Regions from separate parts of the Homo sapiens genome. Here regions 2 and 3 are each linked to region 1. Evidence: chromatin loops called from intact Hi-C (ENCODE). Cell type or tissue: GM12878. All regions are shown on one strand.

Evidence for each region. Peaks named below come from ENCODE experiments on the same cell type or tissue, not always from the same donor. Only the 100,000 strongest peaks of a DNase experiment are listed, where the experiment ranks them.
Region 2: a loop joins it to region 1, with 2.6 times the contacts of the local background. A loop is called at or near these places in 48 of 110 quality-filtered maps.
Region 3: a loop joins it to region 1, with 9 times the contacts of the local background. A loop is called at or near these places in 32 of 110 quality-filtered maps.

What each region holds. Positions count from the first base shown.
Region 1 is chr3:16,880,165-16,888,164 of GRCh38, reverse strand. PLCL2 (phospholipase C like 2) reads right to left here and starts at 3,210. Exons shown (of 6, transcript NM_001144382.2): 1 at 2,799-3,210. The coding sequence starts at 3,125. It overlaps LOC105376972 (a long non-coding RNA gene), which reads left to right and starts at 3,823. Exons shown (of 3, transcript XR_002959616.2): 1 at 3,823-4,320; 2 at 4,595-4,759; 3 at 4,901-5,237. RefSeq lists enhancers at 2,360-2,859, 2,860-3,355, 4,358-5,066 and silencers at 2,848-3,177, 3,388-4,057. In GM12878, CTCF peaks have their summits at 3,007 and 3,962 (motif pointing left); no DNase peak of the experiment used is centred here; H3K4me3 peaks cover 4,231 bases; H3K27ac peaks cover 4,139 bases.
Region 2 is chr3:17,041,023-17,049,022 of GRCh38, reverse strand. It overlaps PLCL2 (phospholipase C like 2), which reads right to left. Exons shown (of 6, transcript NM_001144382.2): 4 at 6,074-6,149. It overlaps PLCL2-AS1 (PLCL2 antisense RNA 1), which reads left to right. Exons shown (of 3, transcript NR_046640.1): 2 at 4,835-4,969; 3 at 6,110-6,271. Among named protein-coding and RNA genes, the nearest start is that of PLCL2-AS1, 9.6 kb to the left of the region's middle. In GM12878, no CTCF peak of the experiment used is centred here; DNase peaks (open chromatin) are centred at 1,633 and 3,941; H3K27ac peaks cover 2,910 bases.
Region 3 is chr3:17,230,367-17,238,366 of GRCh38, reverse strand. It overlaps TBC1D5 (TBC1 domain family member 5), which reads left to right. Exons shown (of 23, transcript NM_001349074.2): 17 at 1-204; 18 at 4,617-4,682. Among named protein-coding and RNA genes, the nearest start is that of PLCL2-AS1, 180 kb to the right of the region's middle. RefSeq lists enhancers at 4,623-4,692, 5,692-5,761, 6,136-6,430. In GM12878, a CTCF peak has its summit at 4,806; a DNase peak (open chromatin) is centred at 4,866.

The DNA.
Region 1 (8,000 bases):
TTCTTTGCCCACCTTATAGCACATTTAGGCCATTATTCTCCCTCTGATTTAAGGATCTCCAACAAAGAGGGCTGTCAAGACTGTAATGAAGATGAAAGCTAGGAGAGAGGCACAGTTCAGAAGCCCAGCATTTCAACTAATACAACCCCATAAATACCGGCCTCAGTTCCCCAGGTAGCATTCACTCCCTGCTATTCCCTCAAGTCCCCAATTATCACCTTGCTTACTAATCTACTCCTGCCTCTACTCAGAGACCACCTGACTGCATTCATCCCTTATATTAAAAAAAATAAGGAAACCAAGGAAAGATGTCACTATTGCTTTTTCACATGGGCTTCTGCTTTAGCTTTTTATTCTTTTTTTTTTTAAACAAAAGTGAAACATAATTTCTGCCATTCACATGACAAAACTATCTGTGCAGTATTTGTTGCTTTATGAAATTTGATGTTAAAGACTTTGTTTTCTATTAGGATATTGTCCTGATGCTGGAAGTTATCTTTAGAAAATACCACAATACATTCCAAAAATCTTGATGCTTCAAGGCACCAATTCAAAGGGAAATATACCAAGTAGTTACCTATTTAAATATAGCATCCTCTCTTTCCTATAACCCAGTATTGATCAACTTTCAACACTACTTCCATAATTTTCGAAAGTTTTAAGAAAATGCAAAGTGAAAACAGAGGCAAGAAAAAGGAGTATGTCAAGCCTTCTTTGGAGGTACAATACAATGAACAAAATATGGGACTGGTAAATCCAAAACCAATTGTTTTATAAATTAACAGAACTCAGAGAAAACATGTACTTTCTCCATTCATTCAATAAGCAATTTATTGAGCTGCTACTACATTCCTGGCACTTTATATCTAGGGTTACACTGGTGAACAAGAAGCCAAATGCTTTCTTTACAAAGAAGAAAAATGACAAAATATCCTTAAAAGTTTCAGAATTCAACATAAGTATCAATATCATTTCTAAAATCAGTGATTTTTGAACATTAATCATTTCCCCCATGTGCTTCTAGAGCCTTCAATTAAGAAATGGTATCTATTGACAAGTTCCCAATTCCATATATCAGAAATACTAACAAATCATCCTTCTTGCTTATCGCCCAGTAATGTAAAATTAAAACAAATGTTTTTGTAATTCAGTAAGTTACACTATGAATCTCACTATGGACACTAATAAAGTTTGATTTTTTAATGCAAAAACAAGTATTCAAAACAATTAAAAGAAAGGGGTTAAAATTAGGTAGGCTGGTATCTTCTTTGGAATTTTCACCTCAAATTTTATTAACACCACAATGCAAAATCACCACAAATATTTTATGACAAATAAAAACAGAAATGTCACCTAACTCTGTCAATAGGATTGATTATCATGCACAGTTGAAAGCAACTTCCATGGAAACATAAGCTACAGAGTAAAAGAAAACGTAAGTCACTAAAAGCTATGTATGCAGCAAAAAGACACTTTACTTTCCTTAGTTTATCTCTACGTGTGTGCTGCAGGTAGTTAATACACTTCATCTCCAAACCCTTCAAATTGTGTCCTTGCCCAGACATAAACTGCGCAAACAGATGACAAAGGGAAATGCAGTTTCACAATTGCCTCTTACATAGAGTAGCAAGATGGTATATTTCACTAGATTACTGCATAAGTTGATAACACCATCAGACATTTTCACAGTACTTGGAAGATTTCTGTAGGTCCAATAAAATTTCAGATACCACCACTGCCAACTCTCTTTACTGTGGCACGTTCTGCCCTCCCACCAGTTATCAGCCACAGGAAGGGTGGGTGCAGCCTGTCAATTTGCTTTGCTGCTCCCTGTCCTGATAACTCCTTGATTTTCAGAAAGCAATGTTTTCATTTGCTCCAAACTTGAGCGAGCCGAATGAGCTGGTCTTGCCTAAGGCTCTGCTCTTCTTAGCTCATCAACTATTTTTTTTTGCACTTCATGTCATGAAAAATATTTTTACATTGCGAACCAAAATGTAACATTAGAATGAAACTAACACAAACTCGGGAGTTCCTAATATTACTTCTTGAGTTTAAAATGCTCAAAACAATCGCTGGCTTTCTTCCGCTAACACTGTGCAAGCAAAACCAAGCAAACTGCCCAAAAGAACTTCCACAGTACTCGAGGCCTGCCTACTGCAGCAAGGAAAAAGATTAAATCGTGTGGAACTGTAATCTCTGAGCTTTTGAGCCTAAGAAAGCGGAAATCTGCATTTATGTTCAGAAATCTACTCTATTTTTCTTTGTGACTGAGTGACCGGATATTAGGAGATTTTGCACCCTCGAAGTGTAAACATTTGTAAGAGCCAACTAACTGTATACGGATCAGAAGAACCCTATTAAATAATCTCTGTTCACCCTCTGTTCGCCGCCTGGGATTTTTAAGAAAATGTTCTCACATTTCACATAATCCCTATCTGTGTTTAAGATACAATAGAAATCTTACAGGGAGTCTGTTAACCAGACTAGGCTACACATAAGAGTATGCCCTACCCCGGCAGGTACAAGGCCCTAATGCCAGACCAATCCTGGAAGAGGTGACAGCCCCAAGTTCAACTGAGGATGTCTGAGCACAGCTCCCCCTGCACATTAGGGATCACCTCTCCATTCTTTCCACATGCCATTTGCATCCAATCCCCGCTCAACCACCCCAAGCACCCATGCTCCAGTGGTTCCTGTTAGCAGTGGGCTTCCTCCTTCCACCACCACTCCCCCAGGGAGAAAATAGAATCCAAGGACGGCTGAGGGTGGGCGATGAGCGCCCTTCTCCCACCTACCTTGATGATGCTGCTCCGGCGGGGCAGGCCGCCCGGCTTGCTCTCCCGGGGGAGGGTACAGACGACCGCGCTGGGGGTCGGGGCGAGCGCAACGCCGCGGGGTCCCCTGGTAGGGCTAGCCCGGGCTTCGTCCCCGGACACGCCGAGGCTGCAGTCTCCGTTGGAAACCCCGCCGCTGTCATAGCGCGCCCGCCCGTGGCCGAGGCGACCTCCCCCGCCACCGCCTTCCCCCACTCCGGCTTTCAGGGCGCCCTTGGCGCCGAGGGCCGGGCCCGGGGAGGTGGGCAGGGCCCCGCCGGCGGCGCCCCCCCGGCCGCACTCCGCCATGGGCGCCCCGCGACCCGCCTGCACAAAGCCGCGTCCTCGCGTCCCCGCGTCCCCGCCGCCGCCTCGGGCCGCCGCGCGCGGCCCCTCCTCCTCTCCTCCCGCCGCCGCCTCGGCCGCTTCTTCCGCTTTTTTTTTTTTTTAATTTAGATGTGATGTTTGTTTCGAGCTCTCGCCTTGCGCACGGTTAAAGTCGCGGCGGCAGAATTATCGGAAGATTCCTGCAGGGGAAAGAAGAGAGAGACGAGTCAGCTCCGGCGCCGGCGGAGCCCCGGCTCTCGGCACCTGGGGAAGGAAAACACGCCCCAACACACGCGCCTCTGCGGGCGCCAAAAATAACCCGCGCGGGCCGGGCGCCCACCCCGGGGCAACCCGCGCCCACCTCAGGGGCCCCAGGCACCCACCCCGAGGTAACGGGGCGCCCACGTCAGGGGCTCGGGGCGCGCTTCCCCGGGGCTCAGAGCAACTGGGGTCGGAGCACCCGCCACGCAGGAAAAGGCGCCCACCTCCGGCGAAGGGCGAGGGGAAGTGGCGGCCGCCCCGACACTCTCTGGACACGCGGAGGCGGCTCCCGAGGATCTCCCGGCCCCGGGCGGGCGGGGGGCGACGCGTGGGTCTCTCCGGACCCTAACTCCCCAGAGGCTGCCGCGTGCCGAGCTCTGTCACGTCCCCTCAGAGCCCCGTTAAGGCCCGCGGCGCCGAGAGGAAGCCCACGGCGGGCAGGGGCGGCCGGGTATGACAATCGCCGTGCGGCCCCGGGGCAGCTCCCGGAGGGGGCAGCCCAGACCCACCCCACCCGCCGGCTGCTGTCTCCTCCCGAGCTCGGCGCTGCCCCCTACAGGCCGCGTGGTCCCTCCTCGGTCGCCCCCTGACCCACCATGAGCCGCCTAGCTCCCTGTCGAGATTGCCGCCGTCGCGGCTGCTGTCACCGAGGCCGGGTCATCGGGCCGCGGGGACCTCAAAGCCGAGTGGACGGGAGCCCCAAGTCATTGCCTATCCTTCGCCTCCCCAGAGCTGCTGCAACTGTCAGTCACCCACCCGGAACCCCGAGGGGCAACTACCAAGTAGGCCTCGGGGCCCGGAACAAGGGTCCCGGGGCTCAGGATCTCGGCCGCTGCGCCTCACTCCTGCCCCAGCCCCGCGCACGGAACTCGTTTCCTTCCCACCCAGTTCGGGACACTCCTCTCTGACTTCCCCAGTAGGTCAGACTCATTTCATACACTGGGACCAATTCCTTTCCCTTGGGCTCCTGATTGATTCAACTAGTTGGAAGGATGCTGAGGCAGGGGTGAAGGCTGGGGTGGCTGGCAGGCTATGAGGGGCAGAGGACATCAGCAGAGCCTATTTCGTGCCCTCTGAGTCTCCACACACAGATTTATCATTGAGACCTTCCCGATTCCCCTACCAGGGATGCCGGCTGGCCCTGCCGGCCTGCGGGGCCCAGCCTAAGTCAGGCTCATCTTTTGGGACAGGATCTCACTTGCAGCGCTACAGCCAGTCCCTCTTCTGGTTCTCACGCACCCACTTAAGGCGGAGTGACTGGCCTAAAAGTCCAAGCTGATCGTGTGGCTTCCGTTCGTAAATATCTCCCCTGGATCTCCCTCCCTGGAGCCAGACAAGACTCAAAACTCCGAAGGGTGAGACCCCAGACCTTCCACCGCCACCCCACGCCCCAGGCCTGGGCCCACCCACCTCTCCATCCCAGGCTCCGTGGGCTCCAGCTTCCTACCCTCTCTGGCACCCCAGCCCTTCCCCAACTCGTGTGCTTTCATTTCCAGGAATGCAGTCCCCGCAGGGCGCAAAGGAGAAACTAATAGTCCAGAGGCGGGGTGAACTTAAAGACCTGGCTTTCATTAGCGTGGTGTTGTAACAGACTGCCAAGGAGCCTCTGAGGAAATGGATTTACGTACATATACATACTCGCCCTTGCCCCTGAAGCAACATCAAATACTTTCATGTTATTCTTGGGGGCGTTTTAATTCTTCCGATCCTCTGAATTCGTGTTTTTGTACATCTCTTTCCAACCTGGGCCTACACACTAACAGAAATAGTTTTTTACATCGAAGGACAATGCTTAGTGTTTTATTCAGTCTCAGCTCTTTTCTTTCTTTTTTCTCGTTGTGTTTCAAAATGTTTATTTTTTCTGTCTTGTGATAGTTTTGGAGGAAAAATATTGAAATAATTCAAATCAGGCTCTTAACTCTGCTTTATTAAATTTATAGTCATAGTAGCCTGTGAGTATGCTTCGGGGGAGGAAAAAAGAATGCTGGGGTCTTTATTCTTCAAGTTCTCTAAGTTTGATATTTTGAATAAACACCCAGAGGTGTCTCTGCCTTTTGTGTGTTAGTATCTAATCTTTCCTGCATTTACGAGTCACTAGTAAAATGCTATGAAAGCCATAGATCCCATGGCTCTCACTGTGATTTTCCTGGGCTGAGTAGGGACTTAGTGATGTTTAACCCCCAGTATGCTTTTTATAGAAGCACCAGCTGATTCACCAGTGCCCTCCAAAGTGAGCACCTATCCATCTCACTCTGGACTCCCAACAGGTCATACCAGGGAGCTTCGTTGAAATAGACTTGGCATTTAAATTAAAATGTTTCCCAAAGCATCTTGGCAGACCTGTAACTAATGATGCCAGAGGCCCAAGGCCTGTGCCAGGTTCCCTTTTATTCCCATAAGTGCTTGTCTCCCACAAGCCACTGGTCACACGCCTGCTGATGTTATAGAAGCACTTCTTCATCCCACAAACAGCCCAACTGTAGGTACCCTATCTCAGACATGGTGAAGGGAAGCAGCATGTTCCTCTGACATGTGCGATGCTTGGCTCCCAACAGGCTTTTTATAATAAGCTAAACTCAGATTTTTTCATCACAAATAGCGTAGTAAGTAATTGTTTTTCCTCATTCCTGCTTGTCTCTCTGCAGTCACTAAGTGGTTGCTGTCCATTCCTCATATTCCACAAGCAATATTATTGAAGAAATTGTAAATATTTTGCCAAAATTCTTGCTGAAGTGTTTTCATGGCATTGTGAAATTCGTAGTAGTTGGAGTTAGAAAAAGAGCCAAAATATCATAGTCATTCCTCAGCGAATATTGTCTAATGGTTCCCTCAGATTACATTTCAGAGCAGGGCAATAAAAGATAGGCAAGACATTAATAAAATGCCCATTCTAAATAGCTCCATGATGCTTATGCCAATTTATTTTGTCTGTATGCAAACGGTTGGATTCTGGTGAGTAACCTGCTCATATTTAAAGTAGATACCTTTAAAATCTCATTCTATCATGCCAGCAATACAAGGCTTTATCTCTTTTAAATTTTCTTCGTATTTCAATCCATCTCAGATTTTAATCATTGTCACTCTTCATCAAACTGTCTTCTATTTGCATCATCAATTTAATGCCCAGAACTTGAACTATTCAGACTCCCTGTTCCATAAGAACCTTCCTTCAGTCTCAAAAATAACACTGACTCAGTTTACTGACTTCTTGCCATCATTTATACCCTCGTAGGTTATGAATTCATATCTAGTTTCCAGTTCACAGGCTCCAATATTAGGACTCTCCAACTTTTTTTCTGATTCAGTGAGTACTTGGCCTTCAGATTATTTTCTTCCTTAATGTATTATGACAATTTTCATTTCCCAAACCTCAATCACATGTTATTTCCTCTATTTCTCCAAAGATGCAGTTCAACCTCTGAGCCTTCATAGTCAACTGCTGTTCATATGCTTAACATAAATGCTAACTAGAGCAGAAAGTAGATGACCAAAATGCTTTAAGGAAATAGTAGATTATATCAATGTACTAGTCCACACTGGCAACTCATTTGCTTCCTGAGTCAATCCAAGGGGTTGATTTTAATCTATTATGCTCCTACAGCTTAAATTATATTTATTTTATCATGATCCTCAACAACAAGAAATATGTAGCGATTGATTGCCTTTTTTCCTGAGCAGTAATGTGGCAAGTTAGACCTGCCAAAAGCTTTCATTTCCATATTTTCCTCTCTTCTGACACAAAAGATCCTTCACCCATTTTCCTTGGATCCATCTTCCACAAGTGTATATGGCTGCCAAGAAGTTAGGCACTCAGGGAATTACAGCTATGCTTTTCAGCCACTGAGGAGCTACTTTGCGAGTTCATTAAGTTTTTTCAGTGGCTATTGGTAGCACTTTGAGGGAATCTATTAATCAATGGGAATTTGATAAGATCATTCTATCAGCAAAAGGATACAATATGATAGACTAATATGAGTCCCTCAATTAGTGTAATAACTGTTACTTATTACACTGGTTTTATAAATGCTGTCTCATGTATATGATTGTATGTCTACCACCATTTTATTACAGGAGTCATTGCAAACTCAGATGTGTCTGGGGGCCAGGTAGGTAATGTAATGAGTGAAGTTGGAGGGATTTGTTTCATAATAGCATCATAATTCTTGTTTTTCCAACAACGATATACTTTGCATATCAGAGTAATACTCTTCCTGATTCACTTCTGGCTTTCTAATTTTGATAGGGCCTTGATACAAGAAATATTTCACTTTCCTCTTAACTCTAAAAAAGATGTGTGAGCATACTGATAAATAGCAACTGACACCCAGCCAGGTGTAGTATGGCAACACAGAATGTTAGACTCAGGTACTCTGGTGAGAAATCTTTTGGCTACCTTGAGGGAATCTTGGCTCAGTGCTGCCAAGACCATCTTGTTTTTCTAGAGAAGCCAAAAATCTGGAACATAAAACTTGTTATTTAGTTAGTTAGTTCATTCTCTTAAGGGAAGGACATCCACAAATTGAGGTCTTCACGTATTGTTTTTTATGAAGTCTACAGAGAGACCTATTTTTTTCCTATCCCACCTCCAAACCGCAT
Region 2 (8,000 bases), 160 kb before region 1:
TTTTAGAACAGTCCTTATGCTGGATTTCTTTATCCTGAAATAGCAGTCAACTGCAGACCTCAATCTATGGTATATACTAAGCAATTCAACTCTTTCTTGTAATGTCATGACTCTTCTCTGCTTCTTGGGAGCACTTACAGTATCACCAGTGGCACTTCATATAGGTCCCATGGTGTTACTTAAGGTTTATGGTATTGCACTAAACATGATGAATAATATGCCGTAACTGTGAGAGATCACTTTTTACTGTGAATGCAACTTACTGGAATGATAAACTGCTCAGTCAGAGATGATTAGCATCACACAGCGTTTTAAGCAGATACTCCCAACACTTGAGCTCAGCACAACAGCAACAGGAGGTGGCTATGAAATTATTACAGTAGCAAAGTATGTTTTGGAGTTAATTTTAGCAGTTATGAGTTAATAGTGCATCTTACATTGTTTACATTTTTCTTAACTGTGAAAGACGTCATGTATGGGCTTTAAGTGTGTGCATAAGTTTTGATAAATTTTAACCTTTTATAACAGATTTGTGCATATTTTATGGCAGTAAATGATAAAATAGACTAGTACCTACATATATTTTATGCATTTGTGGCCTTTTTCTTAAATTTTTTGATATTTCCATGCTACATGGTTCATCTGTCTTTTTTCAAATTGTTGCCAACCTCCAAAAAATGTTTCAGTATATTTATTGAAAAAACTCACATATATGTGGACCCATGCTGTTCAAACTTGTGTTGTCCAAGGGTCAACTGTATTTTCAAACAGAACACTTGTTAAGTGCTTTCAGAATGAATCTCGCAGATGATTTTCTTTACTATGTTGGGCAAGATGATGTGCATGAACCAAGTGACAGGTGGTGATGGCTTACTTATCTGATAACCTCAGCTCCTAGGAGCACACTGAGATCTGAGGAGTTTGAAAAAAAAAAAAAAGTCTCTGAGCAATTAAATCCAGGTCATGTAGGTCTGGCCTGACATTCTGCTGGTTTTCCCCATGCAGGAGTGTGTCGGGGCCTCATCCTCTTTTATGTAAGATAAATCGCTTGGTCACAGGGGAGACATCAACTGCTCAGCAGACTGGAAGCAGCAAATGTAAGAGAAAAAAAGAGCAGTATACAAACAGACAGTTGGAAATACAGTACAAAGCAGTAGGAAGTGAGAGTTTAATGAAAGGAGATGGAATTTAACTATTAACACCATGTCCAGATCTGAACAGTCACAGCAGGCAGGCTGCTGTGTGTGCAGGTTAAGGGGCCTCCAAACTTAAAGCCTCCAAGAAATCACTGCATTAAACTGCAGCATCTCAAGATGACCCTGGGTCTTTAAAACAAATGTTCAAATTATTTTTGGCAAATCAAATTTAAGAAAGCAGGGATGGATAAGATCCACTGAAAATTTCCCATTAAATTGATTAAAATGAAGGGTAATTAAAGCTTTTATTATTTGGAAAGTTATTTTCTTTGATCCCACTTTACTCAGTGAAGATGCAACCCTGGCCATGCATGAAAATACGCTGGAGCTTTTAGCAAAGAACCTTCCATTTAAAGAGGTGTGGAGAGGGCTGGGTCATCTTTCATTTAGTTTGATCCTCCCTCCTAACAGTCATTCTGAAAGTGCACAGAACAGATTCTCCTGCTCTCATCCTCCCAGGCATGCAGGCATCACCTCTGCCTGAGGCATGCCCATGAAAGCAGGGAAGCCAGCAGGTGTCCTATGCGGGCTCTTTGCGCCTCTGCAACCTAACACTCTCCCAGGCCTTGTGGGTGTGGGATCACATCTTTGGGAACATCCTCAGTTCCTGTGGCAGCTTTTGCCCCTTGATTCCTTCCTTCTTTTTTCTTCGAATTTAGTTTTTATTTTTGCTAGAATTATGCATGTACGTAAAGAACCAAATAATTGTCCACAATTCTCCCTCCCCAGAAGCAGTCACATTCAATGCCTTTAGCTGATTGTTTCCCTTCCTTAGTATTTATGTTCATATTTCCAAGTAACATGCTTATATTGTTTACTTAGAACTGTTTTTCAAGCATCACCTATTAAATTCCCCATATGGAGAATGAGAATTTTGCTATTTTTAACCTCCCCACTGTCAGGACACAGAGATCTAAGCGTTAATTAATCCAGCTTCTACACAGTTCCTGTCTTTTATAACTAGCTTTAACCCAGTTCCCAGAGGTACCTGGTCACCAGGTTAGATCTGAGCTGGTGGTTGGCCTGTGAGTCAGGCTGTGTCAGGCCCCCCAAGACCAGCTTCAGATTGAGGTTCCTGAGTGGGCAGCTAAGCCAATTATCACTTGTTCAGCTGTTACTCAGTTTCTAGAATTTTGTTGCTCCCGATTTCTTTGTCCTTATGGATTTGTGGCTTAAAGAAAAACCCTCTACTGTCATTTTAATGAGGTTTTAGAGTAGAGATTAAAAGCATTTGTTAATTCACCATCTTTAACAGGATGTCATTGATTTGTTTTTTTCCTCCTCCAGAGAACAATTTATTTTCCATTTAAAATTACCTGATAGAAACACCTAGCTCACTGAGGGAAAGCATTTGGGTTTCCTTCTTGATCGTCTTCCTATCCTTTATTAAGCATACCAATTCAGTGACTAGAAAGGAAATTATAATCCAAAAATGGGCTGCAGTTTTGGCATTTAAAGAGACAAAAACATAGATATTAGAAAGCGGAAAAGACTTTGGCCCTGATATTAGAAAGTGGAAAAGACTTTGGCCCTGAAAGAATTTGACAAATCTTTTCCCAACTTTTATACATTTCTAACAAATGAACTTTTATGATGTTTCTCCCTCTGCAGACTCCTGTTCAGCTCTCCTGCTGGTGTTCCTTACCAATCTCCTACTTGAGAACATGTATGCATGTGTTCGCCTGGGCTTATGAATTATAGAGACCCATTCTTGCATGGCCACATCACTTCTCACTCCCATGGCGGCCCAGACTCACGCATCCCATATCACCCCTGCAGGATCTGATATTTAATCAGTCCCTTTGACTGGCACTGCTGATCTCTGACTCTGAGCAAAGTCCCCATACTCTTGCCCCTGTCTTGAATCCCCGCTTTCACTTCCTCACCCCCAAAGTTGGTGTTCTCCTATGACACTACTTCCCTGTTTACCTCGTCAATGGAAAACACTCCTCTCTTTTTCAGAATTTTTCTAAATGTCACGGCTTTCTGTATTATCTCAGACGAGGAGCCTTTCTCCCTTTCTGAGGTCAAGTGTTTCATGACTGTACTTCATTCCTGACCTCACATCCTTCATCCTGAATCTCTGTCTCATCTATTAATGTCTTCCTCTTCACTGGGTCGTTTATATACTCCTAGCAACATGGTTTTATTATTAAAATTTCTCTTTTACCCCAACTCTCTGTGTCACTGCATTCTCTTCTTAACAGAGAGGACTATGCAGGCAGGCTGCCTCCAACTGCGCATCTCCGAGTTGTTTCCACTGCTCTTTCCATGGTCCCTTTGGGTCCTCCACTGCTGGGATGCATAGGTTCCTAGCCTACCTTGGTTGGAGGTCTTCACTTCTCAGCATTCCTCTCCTGCCACGCTTCCTCTTCCCAGTACTAACATCAGCATAGCATGTTCCTATGTAAAAAATAGATTACACAGCCAAGAGCCTGAACCCTTCTGAACTGGGGACATTTTTTAACATGTGTTTGGGGGTGGATGTCTGACTCTTTATTTCCACTCAGTTATTTAAACAAGGTTTTAACTAATAAAAATATATGTTTGTGCTTTAAAATTCGAAATACATCTAAAATAATCCTCTCTTGCAGCACTTTGGTGACCTATATCTGTTGGCAAGCAGAATAACAATTACTTATCAAAAGTAAGATCTTATGCAACTGTCTTTGAGCCCAAAACAAATTAGCAATTCTTCATATGACTAATGACTATATGTCCTTACCATAATTGTAAACATGAGAAACAAAAGATCAAGGGACTCTAAAATAAGTACTTGGGATAACAGAAGGGCTGTGTAGGCGTTCATCAGTAACTGTGAAACCAAAAGATAATCTTTACACGCTTCTAAAGATCTTTAAACCCAGAGCAACTTGAACCATTACACAGTGGTTATTCTCCCCCCATCCTAATCAAAATCCCTAATAGATAAGATTCTTCAGCTTTTTAAGTACAAGCACATGTATCCCTTACTGAAATCAAACATAAACAGAAAGCCACATTATACTGAAAATTATCAAATCTCATAAACCAGTGAATTGACAATAACTCAAATTGTTGAATAGTTTTTTTTCTGATAAACAGTTTTTTTCAAATTCCACAAAGTCCACAATTTTCATAGCAATACATGCATTGAATGGAATCAAATAATTAAAATAAAATCATATTTAGTTAATATTTGGGCAACTACTCTGTGCAGAATGTTAGAACAGATGTCATGGGTAAGATACAGAGAGCAGCTTGATATATAATCTTAGTGCTTTAGGAGGTTATTATCCTGTTTACAAGATGGAATGCATTAATAAAATACACAATAACTGAAGAAGCCCTACCAACTGAAGCAAATTAAAGGTTTAAAGGGCTGAATAGAATGCTTTAGGTAACATAAATCCTGGAATCTTGAAAGGTCTCCCAGAAGACTGTTGAGATAATTGAAAAAGAAGAAAGTACAGATTGGCAGAGAGGGCAGAGAAAGAAGTCTCAGCAGATGAGTGATGTGTGCAAATCTGATTAAGTAGAAACACAGGGAATGGGGACAGGCAGCCCAAAGCAGAGGGTAGATGGCTCACCATCCCTTCCCTTCCTCCCTCACTCTCCAGAAGCACCTTCCTTATCTATTGCCAACTGCCTCCCATCAGGTCTGCCCATGGACATTCTCTGCACACAGCTATTATGGTCAGTACCTGAAAGCTCAGTCCCTCTCCTGTTCTACACAAACACCAATGTCTCCCCAGTGCCTCACACACCAACTTGAGACTCCTGAGTAACACACGGTAAGTATTCAATATATTTACTGTGTTTACTTCCATATCTCCTGTTCAATAATTTGCAGATTGTGTTAATAATTTGTAGATTGTGTTGTAGATAAAAATTGTGTTTGAATAATTAAATGTAGATTGTAGGGAGAGTTAGCCTGCAAAGGACTAGAAGTAGAAAGACCACTTTGCTAACAATATTTGCTGACAAGATGAGTAAAACAAGATGGGGATTGTGGAGTTTGTTGATTAGTCACTAATATGAATACTCTTTCAATAGATATTAGAAAAAAAATGTCACACATATCCTTATCTTCAATCTATTTTAAACAAGTTCATTTCTGAGATAAGGGATTTTTTTTTTCAGGGTAGGCAATATAGTTTCTTGGTTTTAAAGAACAGCAACGAAAAAAACCTTAGAAAGTCAGGACAATTTTTTTTTTTTATGACTTGAAAATATTCTCCATAATAGAATCTCCCAAATCAACACTCAAAAAATCAGAAAATTAAAAGAACTCCATTTTGTGTATTTTTATTACAATGCAGAATACTGAATTTTTTGGTTTTACCACAGCTAAAATTAATGGGATGATTGTTTATATAAGAAGAATTTTATAGTCTGGTATAACATTTGGATGTTAAATTAATGAATTTATCAGCACGCGAAAATGCCAGTGTACTAAAAAGTGTCAGGAGGTTGTAACTGGAATCCATCTCCTTTACAAGAAGCCATTCTCCCTCTACTCAAGCCTTACCTATCCTACTGTGTACCAGAGTCACGGGTGACCAGCAGGAGCTTTGGCAACACAGTTAACACTGAAGAAGAGATTAGTGCAGAGTTTCTCAATTTTGGCTGTACATTAGAAACACCTGGGAATTTAAAATAGTTATTAATTCCCAGCCCCATACCTCAGACCAATGTTAATGTATTTTGAATGGTCCCCTCAGGTGAGTTTGTTACCCAAGGCTGAGAACCACTGAATTGGTATTTTCTTTAGCCATAGAAAAATAATTTTCTTATTTGATTTTCTTGATATAGCATCCAAAAAATGAAATAGTTTTGGGGCAAAGTATATGATGCTATTAATTTCATTTAAAGAGAGGAAACAAACTTTCACTTACCTGCCTTCTGACAATGTACGATCTTTTCATATACAGCATCTGCATTTTCAATCAACGCCTTGAGGGACTGAATCATCTGCAAAGGGAACATCCAGACATGAGATTACACCTGACAACTAGATCCCCTCCTGCATTCATGCACAAGGCTCTTCTCCTAAAACAGGCTGATGTGATGATATTAAACGCTTTTTTATCTGACTTTCCACTACTCAACTTCAAATGTGCATGTGAAAATGATAACATCACACATCCCCACATAATGGTTAAAACAAGATGTGAATAGTATTACTTTCCAAGTGCAGTGAGGCTAGTACAACACTGCACTTGAACCCTGAGCTAATATACTGAACTGAGTTCATTTCAGCGTGAAAAGCTACAAATATGCGTGCAAATCTGATCTGAGTTTTAAAATTTGGTTATCCATTTTAACAAAATTTTCAACTTCATCTTATAGAAAACTTCAACACCTACACACTTCACTCATTTCAGCCAAAATGTCTTCATCTGAAATTCAGTTTAAAACATACAATGAGAATTAAAAAATAGCATTTATTTATTTGATACCATTCATCACTAATAGTACCTCTAAAACTAGTATTTTTATGTTCCTATTAATGGTTTTTAAAATGTTCAAATTTGAATTCTTGTTCCAAATTGCATGTGCTTGTTTTAAGAGCCCAAGCTTGAAGAAGGGAAAGAATCAGTGAACAGCTGATCCATTATTTTACTCACCAAAAAGCTAGGAAAAGATCCCTCTGAAGTAATCTTGTTGGCTCTAAAATCACTATGAAAAGGAAATGGGATAGCCAGAAACAAGTCTCATGGCTCAAATGGGTACAATTATGATATCTACCTTAGTATAAATTTTACATATTTGTATTTAAATATCCAAATATTTTGCATTATAATATTACTCATCTATTTTACATGACCATCATATTTTAAGTAATAAACACCCAACCATTCCTTTCATTTCTGCCTCATTTTTTTTCTTTTTATTTTTTTAAGAGACACGGTCTGTTCTGTCAGCCAGGCTGGAGTGCAGTGGTGCAATCATAGCTCAGTGCACTCTCCAACTCCTAGGCACAAGTAATCCTCCAGCCTCCATCTCCCAGGTAGCTGGGACTACAGGTGTGTGCCACCATGCTTGGCTAATTTTTAAAATTTTCTGTAGAGATGGGATCTTGCTATGTTGCCCAGGCTGGTCTTACACTCCTAGGCTCAAGTGATCTTCCCACCTCGGCCTCCCAAGTGCTGGCATTACAGGCATAAGCCACCGCACCTGGCCTGCCTTATTTTTCTTTATAGCATTTATCACTAATTGCCATAGTAATTATCTTATAGTAACTAAATATATGCAGGTTGGATTATTTGCATAATTCAAAAACCACCATATTTTTGGTAAGTTACACTTATTTAAAATATAACCAACATGTCTCTTAAAAAGTGTACTAGCTTCTTAAGCTTAGTCAGATAGTATTTATCAACTTGCACAGTTCTAAAAAAATGGTAAACATCAAAAGTTTAAAGGCCAAGGCAGGCATTTATTTACGCCTTCATAATGTATCTTTAATCATCGCTGGGGTCTACTGCAGGCAGCCCCTGTGTGGAAACCAGGGATACCTGACCTACAGGATACAACCCCTGTCCTCAAGAAGTCCACAGCCTATGGCAGAGTTTGCACTTTGGAATTCAGTATTTTCACATTCATTCTTCAAGATCTGAGTCATTCCCATAAATTAAAATATTCTATTTTACAGCTTGACGTATTGAACAGGCAGCAATAAAAATGAATCGTTAAGAACTTTATTATACTGATATAAAGTCGTTTGTACCATTACATAATTTGCATATTGAAAAGGTCCATACCGTCATCAGTAACCTTTTTCAGCTTTGATGTCAAGCCAAATGAGAGATACAAAGAAGC
Region 3 (8,000 bases), 350 kb before region 1:
TTAATTTTGGAAGAAAGTTGATTTCCCCAGCAATGGCTCCAGGCAGTGCAGGTGGCCCTGTACCTGGAGGCAACAGCAGTAGCTCCTCCTCTGTTGTAATTCCTACCAGGACCTCAGCAGAGGCCCCAAGCCATCACTTGCAACAGCAACAGCAGCAGCAGAGGCTGATGAAATCAGAAAGCATGCCTGTGCAATTGAACAAAGGTAGGAAAAAATACTAGTAAATCTAAAGAAAACATTCATGGTGTAGCCTGGGATTTCTTCACCTGCCTGTGAGGAACCAATCTCCTAGAATAGAAATTAATGCAAAACTTACTTTTTAAATATGTTATATAAAGTTGGAATACTAGATACCGTGTTGGTCTTAAGAATATTTTATGAGGTAATTTTTTTTTTAACATTTATATCCTAGTATACTTGCAACTTTGTCCTGTAGATGCCCATACAGTATGATGGCATGAATTAACACAACACAGAAATTGAGATCAGTTGACTGTGTTCTCTGCTAACTTTGTATAGTAATGCTTCTCACTAGAAAGGAATCCAAAATGAGAAGTTCCGGTACCATGGGCTTCACTAGTCACAGCATTCGTTGGTGCATTACAGTTGTTTTGAGAAAGTGGGCCACTAGGCTTGCAGTCTCTCACCCAGCTGCTTCACTTCTAAGGAATACAAACTAGAATCTTAAGCAGTGGGGAGGGAGAAACTAAAAGCAGCCAAAGTAAGTGTATGAGTCCATAAAATAAAAGTTAGAACCACAGAATGTTACAGCAGAGGAAACCTGGGAGATCATCCAATCCATATCTCTCAATGGGTAAGTGAGGGCACTGCTGTTGGTAGCACATTTTCTACTGGGACTCAGGTAAGCTAATTTCTGTGTTAGGGCCTTTCCAGAGCTTCACCTCCCTCATGTTTTGTATTCATAAGAGAGCACTTCAGGTTCTTACTCTGAACCTTTGCATTTTTATTTTTCACCTATTTTTGAAGAGTCATAATGTATTAGGTCCCCCTTTTCAAAAGAAATTGGAAACAGCTACATTTATTTTTAGTACTAGGACTCTGCTAACTGTACTCTAGAAGCAAGAAGTTGTATCTTGATGGCAAAAAATACTTAAAAAGCAATCCTAAGACCTCACAAGCAGTTTGGGGCCACTTAGTGTCAGAGCAAACATCCTGACCCAAGTGTCATTCATGTCTTAAAGGGATCCCTCTGTTATATCAGTTTTCAATAATTAGTGTTGACAGTAACATGAGTAATATTGTCAGTAAGAAGATTTTAAAAGTATGTTCCATATACTCTGTTTAAGGAAATTACATTCAAAATTAGTTTCTGATTTTACATAGTGCCATTTAAATCGGTAAACTTAAGTTAAATGGACTTTCTTTCCCAATGATACAAATGTTGAGTATTATTCAATGAGTGTGTGTACACACACATGCACACACCCATGCGTGTCTGTATTCCTCTATTGGTTACATCATGTTATTCTTCTATTTAATTTTTATTTGCCTATGTAAAATACTAGATTTTATATAATTCATATTTAAATTTTTGTGAGAATATTCAAATTACCATGCATAAGAATATATCGGGCATGGTGGTTCACGCATGTAATCCCAGCACTTTGGGAGGCCGAGGTAGATCACGAGGTCAAGAGATGGAGACCATCCTGGCCAACATGGTGAAACCCCGTGTCTACTAAAAATACAAAAATTAGCTGGGCATGGTGGTGCATGCCGGTAGTCCCAGCTACTCAGGAGACTGAGGCAGGAGAATCATTTGAACCTAGGAGGCGGAGGTTGCAGTGAGCCAAGATCGTGCCACTGCACTCCAGCCTGGCAACAGAGCCAGACTCCATCTCAAAAAAAAAAAAAAATCTCGTTGAAAATTACATTATTTTCTTTTTAACGTAGAGCTGTCACACATTTTTTTAAAAAAAGAGACCAAAGCATTAGCATATTGTAAATGTATTTTAATGCCAGGAGATATACCCATTTCCAGAATGGAAATGAATGTTATTTTACATATTTCTTAATTGTACTGTTTTATTGTTCTAAACAAATACGATTTCAATATTGCTTTGATAACAAGCTGTAGTCAGTTGTAATTCTAACTGATGGCAGGCAAATGAGTCAGAGAATCTCTTAATGTTGTAGCTTAAATTTTCTGAGGAACTAAGCCAAATGACTAGAAATATAAAGTTTTGTCTCCAAGGAAATGTCAAGTATTAATATCACAGTAAGTGAGAAAGGAAGTGCATGGAGATGGAACAATTGATGAAAACCAAGTCCCCAGTTATAAGGAGACAACAGAGCACTTAAGCAAAGTATTTGGAACATGATTATCACTAGGGCATTTTAACTGATCCCTGTGCTGAAAGGAAGTAGCCTTGTTTGGCAACCCTTCTATATTTGTACTTGTGTTTTGTTCTTCTCATGTCAATCTACCAAAAAAAAAAAACAAAAATTTGTTTACCTTCAGATTAATGATAAATGTTCCTGCTAATGCTCCTTCCCTCACAAAGGTATGGATAAAACAAAAGGCAAAGAGAACGGTTTGTGGAAGTAGACGATAGAAGATAGTGTAGTTTGCTGCTCTTCTCTATTCATCCATTGATGAGCCCTAAGCAACACCCTGAAGCTCTCTGACCCTCTTCTTTCCTCACCCTGAAATAAGAGATTTGGGCTAATCCCTGGAGAGTCTCCCACCTCTAAAAATCTATGGTTGTTTTGGTAGAATATGTATTAACTCTACAGTGAAAAATACTTCTCCAACATTGGTTCTTTATGCTGGTATTTCCCACATGTATCCTGCTGTGCTGTCACACTGAAAGCTGCAAGCATATCACCTGGTCCCATAGATCAGTGAACACAATATTCAGCCTGTCAGGAGGCTTGTGTTGTGAAGTGATTTCTCTCTCAGAACAGAGTCATCTACTTAGTGCCTTTGAGGAAAGATAATGTAATAGTCTTTTTAGTGTACTCTGCTGGAAAATTTGAAAGTTATGTTGAAAAATGGTTGTTTATAAAGATGAAACTGTTTATGGTTTTCATAATCAGTTAACTTTCAATTACTTGTGCTTGTATGCTTAGATAGGGGGACAGTTGTGTTTGTAATCCAAACTCACATGTGTTGCTTGAAGTACATTCTGTAGTTTGTCTTTGTGTTGGGGTAGGATAGTGAAGGAGCAGCCCAGATGTTCCCTGTAATTGTTTTGGTGATATTTAATGTTAAAATGAGTTGTCAGTCTCTATACATTAATAAGTGATCTAGAAGCAGCAGAGTAAAACAGGTAGCAGGCACAGAATTGAAAATCTCCTTCAAAGATACAGAAAGTAGGCACGCCATTATCAGTGAATTTAGAGTACATATACTATGAAAATCTGGGGCCCATTTCCACTAAAAGCTGTTTATCACTTGTTTGTGGTATGTTCCTATTTATAGATTTTATTTCAATTATAGGAGACTAAATGTGTGTACTGTTAATTGATGATGATGGTATAATTACAACTTAACAGTTTCCGGATTAGCTGGCCATGCTGTAAGTCATAGTGGTCAGAACACTGAGGATATGTCATTTAACTCAAAAGTTGATTTTTTTTACTACTGTATATATTATATAAAAGCTCAAGGGGAAACAAGTCAATTAATCATAAATGATCATGCATAGAAAATATGATGCTTTTTTAAAATGCTTTTTTCTTTAGCCTGTTAGTCTGAAAATAGCATAGGCCTTCAGATGGTGATATATCCAGAGAATGATTCTGTTGACAGTGACTGTGCTTAGTGTTGAACTTTGTCATCCAGGAAGGAAATCAAAGAACCAAAAAGTCTTCCTTCCAAATGTTAGTGCACCTCAGGTTCTTCATGAGATTTCCTGTTATGCTCCTTTTCCTTTCTTATGTTCTTAAAATGCACTTGGTTTTTTTTTTTTCCTGTTTCCTTTGTCTATATTTTAAATTGCTTTTTTAATTTGAACATGTCATTATTTTAAGCACTTACTATAAGTCCAATTTGTAAATGAAATCTTGCCTACAATAAGTATATCAAGTGAAGGGTATGCAGTTCACAGGTTTATTTTTACATGTTGACATTTATAAGTACATGTGGTAACTTAAATCTTTTCATTACTTAATGTGAAATTAGAACTTATTGAGGACTTTATCTTATCACTGAAGAAGTTGGTTTCAAGTTAGTTAAAAATAAATTTTGTCTGATATAGGAGGAAATCAATTTCAAAAGAATGCCTATTTTTAAATAAATGACATATAACTTACTTTTGGATGAAAGGGAAAATATAAAATCACACTAATATTTGTAGCATCATGAAATATGCTCAGCAAAATCTTTTGATTGCTGAAGTTTCCTATACTCTAGTTGAAACTTGTTTGTGTTTTCTTTAAGAAAAACAAACACAAAACATTTCTAGAAAACATGCTCTTAAAGATTATTTTCTTTGAAAATATTTTATATTTTTCTAAGCTTGTGCATTATTTTCTTTTGTACTATATTTTTAGTAATTTGATTAAAGTATTAGAACATTCAGTATAAAAGAAAAGTGAAGTTGATTATTTCCTTTTTATGAAATCTAATTATTTTTTCTTATGAAATCCAGGCGATGTAGTTACAGGAAGCGATGCTCAGGTTTCTGTTCCTGTCCAGACTCTAACTGACCTCCAAGGTACAGTTACCATAACAACATAGTGTTTCTTTTTCTTTGCCTACAGTATTATCATTGCCTACTCCAAAACTCCATTTTTCTTTTTGCCCACCCTCCATTCATACTGTTTTCAATTCACTACCATTGTTCAGCCACTGAGTGGCACTATTGTTAAGAACAAAAGTCCCCTCTCATGTCATACCTTGGTGATGCCGAATATGGCTGTGATGTGGGTTTTCTATTAGGTGTGCACAAGCCTCTTTGCAAAATATGATTCACCCTGTATTTTGTGGTTATTATAACATAGTATACTTTGTGTGCCAGCTCACACTGAGGTGTTCTTTTTGTTACACTGGTGCTCTGTGACAGTATTTGACCAATTAGTTCTGAAAATAGACATCTTATGTGCTACGATTAGCCAGAAATACTTACATTTTGCCTGAAATAATTACAACCTGATTTTGAAATGTTTTTAAGTATTGCCTTTGAATTACGCATTATGTTAACACAATTAAAGTACAGTGTAGCAAATCTTCATTTATGGTAACTGGCAATGGTTTTAAAAAAAGAATGTTTAAATATCATATCCATTTGTTCAAAATATAGAAAATATAGTTTTTAAATAAATACAAAAAGTGATCATCTACCTCCTATGCAATTTTAAAACATATAAATACTTAAAGTGGCTGCATTAATCTTTTATTATGCAGTCTTTTAGATGAAATATGCGATAGAGAGGATTTCTGTGTTAAATGGAAGCCTAGAGTAACTTTAAGAATCTTCTATTCAAATTCAGACTAAAATGATAGCAGTATTAATTAAAATCCATACCATGTTTTTCTTAATTTAAAATACCACATAATATAGTGATGCTAGTAGTATTAAAATACTGTTTTAATAATGATATGTCCTCATATTATCCATTTTTTTAGGGGGGGTGGAACAGAAAAGAATGGGTTGTGATTAAGAGATTGATGTATTGGGTTAACTTAAAAAACAAAAACCCACCACATTGTGGCAATAGAGGAGTAAGCTTTCACTTCTATATATAGTTCTGTGTCTCACAGGTATAGTTTCTGGAGGTATTCTGGTAATTGAACCAGATGAACTTCAAGGGCTTTTCTAGCTCAGGGATTCCATGAAGAGCTGTTCACTCTTGCTGTCTGTTAAATGATCTACATAATAGAAGGGTATAATAGCATGGACAAGAGGAAAGGCAGATAATGTCTACATGATTTCTCTTTAGCTTTGCACTGAGATGAATGTTAATGTGATCATCTGATATGGAGAGAATTTACAAGACTTAAATTTGTTTTCTAAAATTAAATTCTGAGCCCCACAGACAACTTTTTAACATGTGTGTTGTTGTCCCAACATTAATTGCTACAGAGTAGATCTTTGGCTTCTCTGCAAGACATAGGATATGGAGCCCAATTTATACCTATGGAAAGAAAAGCTAAGAGTTGGCTTGCTTATTCTGACTTCTGCTTCTATGCTATTAATAAATCCAGTTTTTTTCCTACAAACCAGAGCCACAGGAGTAACGTAACTGTTTAACTAGAACTTCAAAGAGGGAGGTTATATTGTTTTGTTCAAATACCTCGTGTTATATAAGTAGAATTATCTCATTTGTTTATTCAACAAGTATTTATTGAGTGCCTGCTGCTGTGTCAAGCTCTGTTTTCACTGGTCCCTTGGCTTTCCTTACAGCTTTACCTGGTTGGTTGGGCATTACCTTTGCTTTAGGTGACCCAGTTAAGCCTACATAGTCGGGAACCAGCTCTTTTACTAGATACCCTATTCAGAATCACCTCTGCCTCCCATACCCTAGCAGAGATTGTATCAGTCTGATAAGGAAAGTTCCAGCTACTTTAATAGATGTGAATCACAAATAAACAGCTTTTAGTCTGTGGTGATGATTTTGACAATGATAGACAATGAGAGTACACCTACCTGATTTGGGGAAGTCACTTTTTGTCTTCCTCAACATATTCCCTGAAGAGTACCAAGAAGCAAGGGGAAGTAGAAGTAAACCAAAATAGTGGTAGCAGAAAAAAAAATTCTATCTATGCTTAATATAATCAGTGTCAAGGAATTAAACTACTTAGATTTTCCCAAGTGTCTTTTTTCAAAGCAATGAAGTAAATTTCAAGAAATAAAGTAAGTATCAATACTTTTGATGATTCCTTGATTATAGATAGTCTTTTTTTAATGAAATTTTATGTCTGTATCTTTGACTTTTAACACAGCAGTTATATGGGCTTTTATTTTTAAGAAAAAACCTGAATATAAGGTGAGATTCCATAATTTAGATCAATAAGTAATTTTTAGAGAATTATTCAAAAATTTCATTTTATATCTTGCAGTGTAGGTTGCAATCACACACCAAAAAAAAGCCACAGCAGACTTTGTTTATCAAAGACTTAACTCAGTGAGGTTCTTCAAAATTAGTTTTAGAAATTGCATACTTACCCCCGGAAACCTTTGTCAAGAGATATTTATGAATTTATTCACAAATCAAAAAGCTTTAAACACAGGTACACACACAAGACATATGTTATTTTTAAAGAGAATCTGGAATTTGTAACAACAGAAGTACAGTCAGCCCCCTGTATCCATGGGTTTCACATCTCTGGATTCAGCCAACTACAGGTCAAAAATATTCAGAAAAAAAATGAGTCTCTACTGAACATGTACAGACATTTTTCTTATAACTCCCTAGACAATATGGTATAACCACCATTTACGTAGCATTTACATTGTATTAGGTATTATAAATAATTCAGAGATGACTTAAAGTATAAAGGAGGATATGCGTAGGTTATTTAAAAATAGTACTACCATTTTATATAAGAGACTATAGCATCCTTGGATTTTGGTATCCACAGCGGTCCTGAAACCAATCTCCCATGGATACTGAGAGATGACTAGATTTAGGTATTAACATAAAATGGACCATTAGGAAAGAATTTTAGATTTTTTAAAATAATTTCCATAGGCATCTTTAAAATTTATACTTGTATATATACATTTGTGTTATGGATGTAAATATGCATATACATACGCACAGATATCTATAACATCAGATTATTTTAAATATAAAAAGGTTAAAAAAAAACTTCCTGTCCAGGTAACCACTGTTGATATTCTTAAGGTAAAACTAAAATATGTGACATTAGATGATTCCAATTAATTAAAGGTACTACATGAAAAATGGGAGTAGGGGAGAATCTCCATTTTCTCCTCCCACCTTTCTGCCAGCCCATTTCCCCAAGGGTAACCATTGTTAAGTTTCTTATGATTTCTTCCAGGAGAAAAAAATATATATTAAATTGAGGC